Regions from separate parts of the Mus musculus genome. Here regions 1 and 2 are each linked to region 3. A link is a contact called in ENCODE Hi-C or POLR2A ChIA-PET data. All regions are on one chromosome and are shown on one strand. The core of a region is the stretch at or near the end of the contact, and the rest is flanking DNA. Distances in the headings are between cores, read along the strand shown.

Region 1 (2,759 bases), core at 172-2,671, 320 kb after region 3:
CCGAGACAGGCGGCACTCACTTTCACTATTTGCTGGTGGTCAGAAGGCACCATGTGCTCCCCCAGCACCTCCTGCACCACATGCTTCCTCTTGCTGGCCTGAGACATGCTGGTTTCTGTCCAGGGTTGTTAGGGTGCACAGACTGTCAGTTCTTCTTCCAGAATTATTTGGATGCCAGCCTTAGAAGCCAGGACTGCTTTCAAGAGAAGCAGCCTTATACGAAAAAGTGCCACCTCGCCCTGTTAAAAACATGCACTTTAGGGGACAGCAGGACTTGCTGCTCTGGCAGAGAACCAGGTATGGTTTCCAGCCACAGGGGATTCAACGCCCTCTTTTGAGACACACATGCAGGTAAAAACACTAATACACATAAAACATGAATGAAATCATTGAAAGACAAATCACAGACTTAGCCAGGTGCTGGTGTATATCTTTATTCTTAGCACTTGGGAGGGAGAGGTAGGCAGAAATTTGTTGAGTCCTGGGCCAACCTAGTCTACATAGGGAGACCGTAAACCAAAAACAAACAAGCAGGACCTTCAAGGGCCAGGGAGATGTCCTATGAGCCAGCACCCACATCAGATGGTTCACAACCACCTTTAACTCCAATTCAAGGGCATCCACCGCCCTCTTCTGGCTTCCGAGGGCACTCACAACACCACCCATGGGGGACATCTTTAAAAAAAAAACAAACCAAACCAGGAAACACAGGTTTTATAGTGTCAGCTGAGACGTCAGGGTGGCTCAAGCCTTCGATCTCAACACTAATCCCAACCCACGGAGCACGGGGCCGGCCCTCTCAATAACAAAGAAAAACTAAGTAAATCGGCGAGATCACGGAAACTACCCAGCACAGGGCAAGCCCTGAGTCCTACGTCTCAGTCCTGTTAGGACGGCGACGCCTCCCCCTCCCAGGCCGATCGGTCATCCCGCCAAGCTCTCTGAGCGAAATCTAAGGTGAGCTGCGTTCCGCCACAGGCTTCAACACCCAAGGCAGGAGAGCCACACAACGACGGCCTCCCGACACATCCCAGGCACGGAGCGACCGACGCGGCGCCCAGCACGAGAGCTGCCCACGGAACTCACCCGCTCGGCGCCACACCAGCACGCTCCGCTTTCCAGGTTGACGGCGACAGTAGCTCGTCCACGACGCGCCTCGACAGCGAGGGACCAAAGAGCAAACAACTGTGACCTGCAGGTGGCCCCGACGGTAACGCCGGTCTGGACGCTCGGCCCCAATCCTCCGTTGTTCCTCCCTCCCGTCTGCCGGTCTGAGGTGACAGACCTGAGGAAACCGCGCCGGGAATTGCGATTCCGGGGCGCTCAGAGGTCCTCCGGATTTCCCGCCCCCTCTTCGTCCGTCCCTTTAACTCTTCCCTCCATCAAGTGAGGCAAGCCTAAGTTCCGAGTGCGGGGCAGGAAAACGCATTCTCCTCGGAGGTCTCGATCCCACAGACCGGAAGGGCCGCTGGAGAAACAAAAGCCATCGAAAGCCGGATGGCTTCTTGAGAGGAACCGGAAAACAGCGACCCCCGTGGGCGCCGCGGCTGGCGATTGCGCGTCAACTCTATGGCTCCGGGTAGCTAGACCTGCCCAGTTTGGGGATTAGTTTTGAAGGTCGCGCATAAAACGACCCGGAAGCGGAAGTCGAGGAACCGTCTCGTAGCTTGAGGTCTGGGCGGGAGCGGCCGAGTGGCGCGAGGAGCCGTTACCAGAGCCGGAGCCTCCGGTGAGCGTGAGAAGCGGAGTGGTGCTCCGGCTGGCGTGCGGTGGCGGCGCGCAGAGGCGGGAGGGAGGGGAATCCATCGCGGAGGCGCGCCTTTGCAGCGGGGCAGCCCGAGTCTGCGGGAGGGGCGATGCGCGGTGTGTCCGGGTGGCGGCGCGTGGAGGGGGCGGGGCGCTCGGAGCGGGGCGGGGCCTCAGGGCGGGGCCTGCGGGACCTGAGAGGCGTGGAAGAGGCCGGCAGCCCGAGTGAGGGCGGCGAGGCTGGCGAGAGCCGCGTGCTGTTCCTACCACGTGTTAGTTCCCAACGGGGTCAGTGTCTGTGTAGCCAGGGTCGCGGGCTGTGAGGGCTTCAGGGCGGACCTTGACTACTGAGTCTGGGAGTCGCTCTGTTGCCTTAGGTGCGCCACCAGCTAGTGCAAGCTGATATATCCAATATACCCAAAACCAGGACCCACGGAAAGTGGAAATTTCCGAATAGCCGGGGATGGGTTGGGGGGACTCAAGGGAGCAGCCACAGTAGCTGTGGTAGGATATTGCCCTTGGGACTTGTGGTCTTCAGCCCTAACCTACTTTTCTTTTTTTTTTTTTTTTTTTTTTGGCGGGGGGGATTCCCAGGTTAAGCCTGATCACGATGACAACCTCCCAAAAGCACCGAGACTTCGTGGCAGAGCCCATGGGGGAAAAGCCAGTGGGGAGCCTGGCCGGGATTGGTGACGTCCTGAGCAAGAGGCTGGAGGAAAGGGGCTTTGACAAGGTGTGGGGGGGCTGCAAATGCCAGGGAGGGGTAGGAGCGAAGGTTGGCAACAGGTGGTACCACGCAGATTGGGAGTGAGGCCCACACATGTTTGGGGGGTACCTGGGGAGGCATGGTGCCTCCTTCATTTTTGTGTTTTGTTGAGACAGGGCTTCTCAGTGCTAGGATTAAAGGTGTGGCTCACTGTCCCCTGCCCTTTTGTGTGTTTTAAATATCACGAAAATGAAACTAGGCATAGTGGATTGTGCTTATGACCCTAACACTTGGGAAGTTGAGCTAA
Region 2 (2,700 bases), core at 117-2,616, 300 kb after region 3:
TGGGAGTGTGTGAACCCTTAACTTAAACCCTTAACCCTTTACTCAACCCAAAACAAAGCAACCAAACTAAACAAACAATCAAACAAACAGAAACCCAGGAAAAGTCGAGAAAAGCATGTAATCCCAGCCTGGGCTACATAGTTAACAGGCTAGACAGAACGGGAAAAACAAAAAAAGGAGGGAAAGCATATACATGCACAAATGTGCCGAATTTGCACTCAAGCCTGGAGTGGCCATGCACACGAGAGGCTGACAGAGGGACTGTGGTGGGTTTGAAGACAGCCAGGGGTAAGTAACAAGTACTAGACCTACCTTTACAAAAAAAGAAAACTAGAAACAAACCATCACTCAGTATCACCAGGTTTATAGGCACAAATTCAAAGAGCACTCCAAAGCCTAGTTAAAAAGGTCCAATCCAGCTGGGCGGTGGTGGCGCACGCCTTTAATCCCAGCACCTGGGAGGCAGAGGCAGGCGGATTTCTGAGTTCGAGGCCAGCCTGGTCTACAGAGTGAGTTCCAGGACAGAGAAAACCCCTGTCTAAAAAATAATAATAAAACGGTCCAATCCATCAGTCTAGGGGACATAGGATGACGGTAGCGTTCGCTAAAAGAAAGAGTATTTTCCAACTCTGGATGGAGCCCCGGCACTAGGGAGCTTGCTTGGACAGTCACTGGAGAGGGGGCTGCCCACAGAGAGACTTGAGGCACAGAGCACCACGAAGCGATCAGAGTGGAAGGGGAAGGAGGCAGGGGAAACTTCTAGCTCCGGAGATGATGACCCAGTACCATGCTAAAGTTCTTACGGCTCTACGACTACCATCTTAGATGGCGCGAGAGGGTGGACGGCGCAGTCTCTACAGGTGCGCGTGCGCAGAGACCAGTAGCTGGCAGGCGGGACCGCGCACCCTCAATCAGTCCCTCCCGTGAGCCTTTGGAGGTTCCCAGGCAGGCCCCGGAAACAGCCCCTCTTAGTTTCCGGCAACAGGAACGGGGCGGTCGCGCGACCCGGAAGCGTTCCCATTTCGCGTCGTCTGGGCTAGGGTAGCGGCCCGGCTCCAGGCGGACGCAATAATCATGGGGTCGTCAAAGAAGCACCGTGGCGAGAAGGAGGCGGCCGGGACGACGGCTGCGGCCGGGACTGGGGGCACGACCGAGCAGCCGCCACGGCATCGCGAGCATAAGAAACACAAGCACCGGAGCAGCGGCGGCGGCAGCAGCGGCGGCGAACGACGGAAGCGGAGCCGGGAGCGTGGGAGTGAGCGCGGGAGCGGGCGGCGTGGGGCGGAAGCCGAGGCCCGCAGCGGCGCGCACGGTCGCGAACGAAGCCAAGCGGAGCCCTCGGAGCGGCGCGTGAAGCGGGAGAAACGCGATGACGGCTACGAGGCCGGTGAGGGCGGGGCCCGGGGGCGGGGCAGGGTCTTGGGATGCCCAGGACGGAGGGTACGGGAGGACCTCGAGGGCCATCTGCCTCTCGGGTTAAAGACGTCCTCCGGGTGTTTGGGGTTAAACGTTGACGTCTCCACGTTAAGCTTTAAGAAGACAGGAGTCTTCCTGCCTTCCCTGTCTTCCTGGCACTTCACAGCAATGCATTGGGTGGGTGAATGAGGTGGGACGAGCGTGTACAGACAATCGACCAATAGCTCATAGCGGAGACATGAAGCAGTAAGATAGGCTTGGGTCTGAACCAGCGCTGTAAGCCCTGTTGAGAAGTTTGGGCTTTGTTATGAGGATGGTAGGGAGCCAAGGATTTGAGTAAGCAAGTGACTTGAATTGCATGATATTTTATGAAGATCAGTGGGTTGAGAGCTTGTCAAACGTAGGACCAGAGATCAAGAGATCGGGAGGGAGGTCCAAGCAACCAGGTGAGGGCTAATAGTATGCATGTTTCTCTATGCAGCGGGCCGGAGAGAAGTGGACAGATTGAATAGGAATTCGGTCTGATTGGCCTGGTGAATGGAGGTGTCATCTGTTGGAACTGAGTTTAGAAGAGAAGCAGATTTGAGGCAGGGGAGAATGACACAGTTTTGGGAGAACTTTATGTTTGGTGTATATGGGAAACCTTACAGTTTAAGTGAGATAGAGTGACTTTGGGCTGGTGTGTATTCAGGAAACCAAAGAAGTGCCTTAGAACATGTGGAATGAGAACGAGAGTCAGGCATAGAACCTGCTAAATTCCAGTAGTTCAGTTGTGGGCAGAGGAACATGTTGAGGAGCATAAATAGTAGCCAGTGGCAGGAACCCACAGTCTGCCCATAGGATCTATGCAAAGAGAGCATTGCTGAAGTGTGATCCACCACAGGACATTAATCTTTTAAACAAAGGATTGTTTTTATGTTAATGCATTTGAGTATTTTACCCTCATGTGCCCGTGCCAGCAGAGGTCAGAAGAAGGCATCGGATCCCCTGGAACTGAATTAGATGGCTGTGAGTTGCCATATGGATTCTGAGAACCAAATTTGGGTCCTCTGTAAGAACAGCAAGTGCTCTTATCCCCTGAGACATCTCTCCAGTCTCCAGATCAGAAATTTTCTTGAAAGTAATCTGCTAGTTGGAAAAAGGGAGACTTGGGACTTGACAGTTCCCACAGAAAGTGGAGTGGTGCCAAGGCAGAGAAAGGGACTGTTGGGTTAAAGAAGAGAGTGACTGCAGTGGTTGAATACGGCAGAGATTTTTGAGAAGATGCCCTCCTGGTAGGGCCTG
Region 3 (2,856 bases), core at 272-2,771:
AGTTCGTCCTGCCCATTGGGCTCATAGTCGAACAGGGCTGTCCAGACAGGATTGGCATAAGCTGCTGTTGCCTTCGGAGACCCCTCCGGCCGGACTCCACCGGTACCCCCGCCGCCCCCACTGCCACTGCCGTTCCATGACCCCAGCGGGCTCTTGAGGAAGAGGTTCTTCAAGGGCTCCATGGCAGGGAGCCGGCGTTGGAATGTGTGGGGGACCTTCTTCGGGTGCCCGTGGTATCCACCCCCGCTGGCTTGTGAGGCCCTAGAGCCGGAACCTGGGCATCCGGGCCCTGGCCCTCAGCCCCAGACCCACGCCTCTCTGGGGAGCCAGGAGTGTCGCCTCCCGGCCCCCCGCATCTCGGGCTTTTGGAGGAGGGCACCAAGGGCAGTGTGGTCAGGCTGGAGGGGTGGGGCCCACTGGCCTCCGGCGCCTCACCATGGCTGAATTGGAGCAGCAGAGTCCCTCAGTTCCGAAGTAGTCCTGGGAACCTGGCTTCAGCGCCCGCCTACCGTAAGGTGGGGCCTGCCAGGGTCAGCGCCCGGACTCTGGTTGTTGTCTCCAGGCACAAGAGGTAAGAGAAAGTCCCCAGTTGAGCCGAAGCTACCTCTTCTTGGGCTAGTGCCTTGGGCCCCGACAGCTCCGACCCCGGTCCCTTCTTCCTCCTCCCTTTGTACTTTGGCCCCGGGGGCGGGAGGCAGAGGTGGAGGGTGGAGTTTCACTTTTTTCCGCTCTTCTCCCTCCTGCAGGAAACAGCATCAGATGACGTGGGCGGGTTGCACCGCTCCCCTCCCGGAGGCTCCCGGCAGCTGTGCACGGGAGTTCCCGGGGAGGTTGGCCAAGAGAGGTAGAAGGCGGGCCAGGTAGTTCCTCCCGCCTCCCCCGCCCCCAAACACACCGGCACAACTCTAAGCCTTACGTTAGGTGCTCCTCTGCTCACGGTCGAAGTGGATCTCTGCAAAGACAGAGAAGAATCCTTGTGTCTGAATTCTCATCAGCCAAATCACCCTTGTGATTGCCTCAAAACCAAAATCTGGTCTTGGCTACGAAGTTGCAGAGCTCTTTAAGATTCGTTCTTTCCATATATGAAATAACAAGATACCCTGCTTTTCAGTGCTAGAGGGGGATGTGAACAGAGAAGTTTGGGACTTCAAAATCGGCTTACACTTGAAGCTCTTGGAACCATTTAAAATTATCTTCCTTTCACCCGAGAGGCAAAAACCTGAAACTGTCGTTCAGAACTTTGCCCGGGATTAGATTCAGAGTTGAAGGGCCTTCAACAACCTCTTCGTTAGTTCATCACTTGTCCTGTGTCTGTTACTTTAAGAAAGCCTATGTCATCCTGTTCGACTACTCAGGCCTGATCAGGATCACTCTCTGCTTCGGCTAAGCTCTGACCCGGAAGTAGAGGCGTAAGCCAAGCGACAACCATGATTTACGGTCTCGCACTAAGGAGAGGCGGCCCAAGTCGGGGGTGTGACCCGGTAACGCAAACTGGAAGTAGCCGTGAGGAGTCCCATTCTCCAGCTTTTCCCCGCCTCCTGTAACGCATTGGAAAAGCTTTGCGCCAGTCATCAAGTCGTTACCCAATGGCGACTCACCCGGCCGTCCCATATTTTGGTGGCTCTAGAATTTGACTGCGCGCGCGCCTAAGATACCTCTGCATCCCGTCACTTCGCTACTTCTCCGCGCTTGCGCACTTCTGCCGCCAGGTTTTCCTTTTCCGGGTCCCAACAGGTTCTAACGGGCGCATGCGCCAGTGCAGGCTGGCAGCTCGCGGCTCCTTCTTCCGGCCTCCCCTTTGCGCCGGCACCGGTAGAAGCGGGGCGAACGCAGAGCCCCAAGCGAGTGACCTGCGACCCCGGAAGTGGACCTCAGGGTCCCAAGGATTTCTCCGGTCCGGAGCCAAGGGACCTATCACTGGCACTCCGAGAGCACCTATTCCACGCCCACCTCTGGATGCCGCCGACGGGTGCCCAGCCCTTGCCCTGCGCCTGCTTTCAGGCTCGGCGCTTTACAACAGTTCTGGGCCACCGGAGGGGGCCCAGGCCCCGCCTCTGATGCAGTCCCACCCCAGTATCCCGGCCTGATCCGCTGACTGCCTGGGCCGGCCCCGCCCCCTGCCTGTGCCCTCACCCTACCAATCCCCTCCCCCGTCTGGGGGAGGCCATGGCGTGAAATCTAAGTCGGACCCCGGGACCCTCGGGCGCCAGCGGGGCATGGGCCGGGGGCCGCCCCCATGAGGGTCCCGGGAGGAGGGCGTGCGCAGCAGCGGCTGGGCCATGGGGTCTCAGGTGTTGCAGATCCTGCGCCAGGGGGTGTGGGCCTCGCTCACTGGGGGATGGTTCTTCGATCCGCATCAGAGCACCTTCTCCAACTGCTTCCATCTCTATGTCTGGATCTTCTTGCTCATCTTTCCCTTCTTGCTGTACATGGTGAGAGGCTGCCACCACCTGTAACTATGGCGAGAGGGAGTGTAGTCTGGAGGGATGGGCATCTTGAGTCCTGGGGCGTGGAGTGAAGCGAGTCACTGTAGAGTTCACTGTAGAGTTTACTTTGGTTTTATATAGAGGAAAGACCAAGTCTTTTCTGCATGGAGTGACCTTGAGCGCCTCATTTAATCTACCCGGTTAAACAGAGGGCTACCCCTAACAGGGCTCTTTGTACTGTTGCATGAAGGGGTGATGAAGTTTTGTAAACCGATGAATCCTAGTTCTTTACAGTGGTGGCAGGTACACCCTCAAGGGAGCAAGGGTTTTGTGAGAAAGGATCCAACTTAACTGTCATCTCCAGGTCCTGCCCCCCAGCCTGATGGTGGCTGGAGTGTACTGCCTGGTGGTAGCTGTCATCTTTGCTACC

Evidence for each region. Hi-C counts contacts between places; a loop is a spot of excess contacts on that map. ChIA-PET counts read pairs that join two places held with the same protein, here RNA polymerase II (POLR2A).
Region 1: a loop to region 3 is called in a map of left cerebral cortex, with 4 times the contacts of the local background. The contact joins the promoter of Banf1 here to the promoter of Pcnx3 in region 3. A Hi-C loop is called at or near these places in 1 of 37 maps with a recorded cell type or tissue (left cerebral cortex). POLR2A ChIA-PET finds 5 or more read pairs at or near these places in 2 of 5 experiments (Patski and embryonic stem cell).
Region 2: a loop to region 3 is called in a map of heart, with 2.2 times the contacts of the local background. The contact joins the promoter of D330050I16Rik here to the promoter of Pcnx3 in region 3. A Hi-C loop is called at or near these places in 1 of 37 maps with a recorded cell type or tissue (heart). POLR2A ChIA-PET finds 5 or more read pairs at or near these places in 1 of 5 experiments (embryonic stem cell).

The regions. Positions count from the first base shown.
Region 1 is chr19:5,365,538-5,368,296 of GRCm38, reverse strand. It overlaps Banf1 (BAF nuclear assembly factor 1), which reads left to right and starts at 1,421. Exons shown (of 3, transcript NM_011793.3): 1 at 1,421-1,729; 2 at 2,341-2,479. The coding sequence starts at 2,357. Eif1ad (eukaryotic translation initiation factor 1A domain containing) reads right to left here and starts at 1,484. Exons shown (of 6, transcript NM_027236.2): 1 at 1,087-1,484; 2 at 21-239. The coding sequence starts at 107.
Region 2 is chr19:5,387,002-5,389,701 of GRCm38, reverse strand. It overlaps D330050I16Rik (RIKEN cDNA D330050I16 gene), which reads right to left and starts at 1,366. Exons shown (of 1, transcript NR_033224.1): 1 at 1-1,366. Sart1 (squamous cell carcinoma antigen recognized by T cells 1) reads left to right here and starts at 999. Exons shown (of 20, transcript NM_016882.3): 1 at 999-1,387. The coding sequence starts at 1,075.
Region 3 is chr19:5,687,573-5,690,428 of GRCm38, reverse strand. It overlaps Pcnx3 (pecanex homolog 3), which reads left to right and starts at 1,521. Exons shown (of 35, transcript NM_144868.3): 1 at 1,521-2,432; 2 at 2,791-2,856. The coding sequence starts at 2,280. It overlaps Map3k11 (mitogen-activated protein kinase kinase kinase 11), which reads right to left and starts at 1,298. Exons shown (of 12, transcript NM_022012.3): 1 at 1,163-1,298; 2 at 917-952; 3 at 1-740. The coding sequence starts at 182.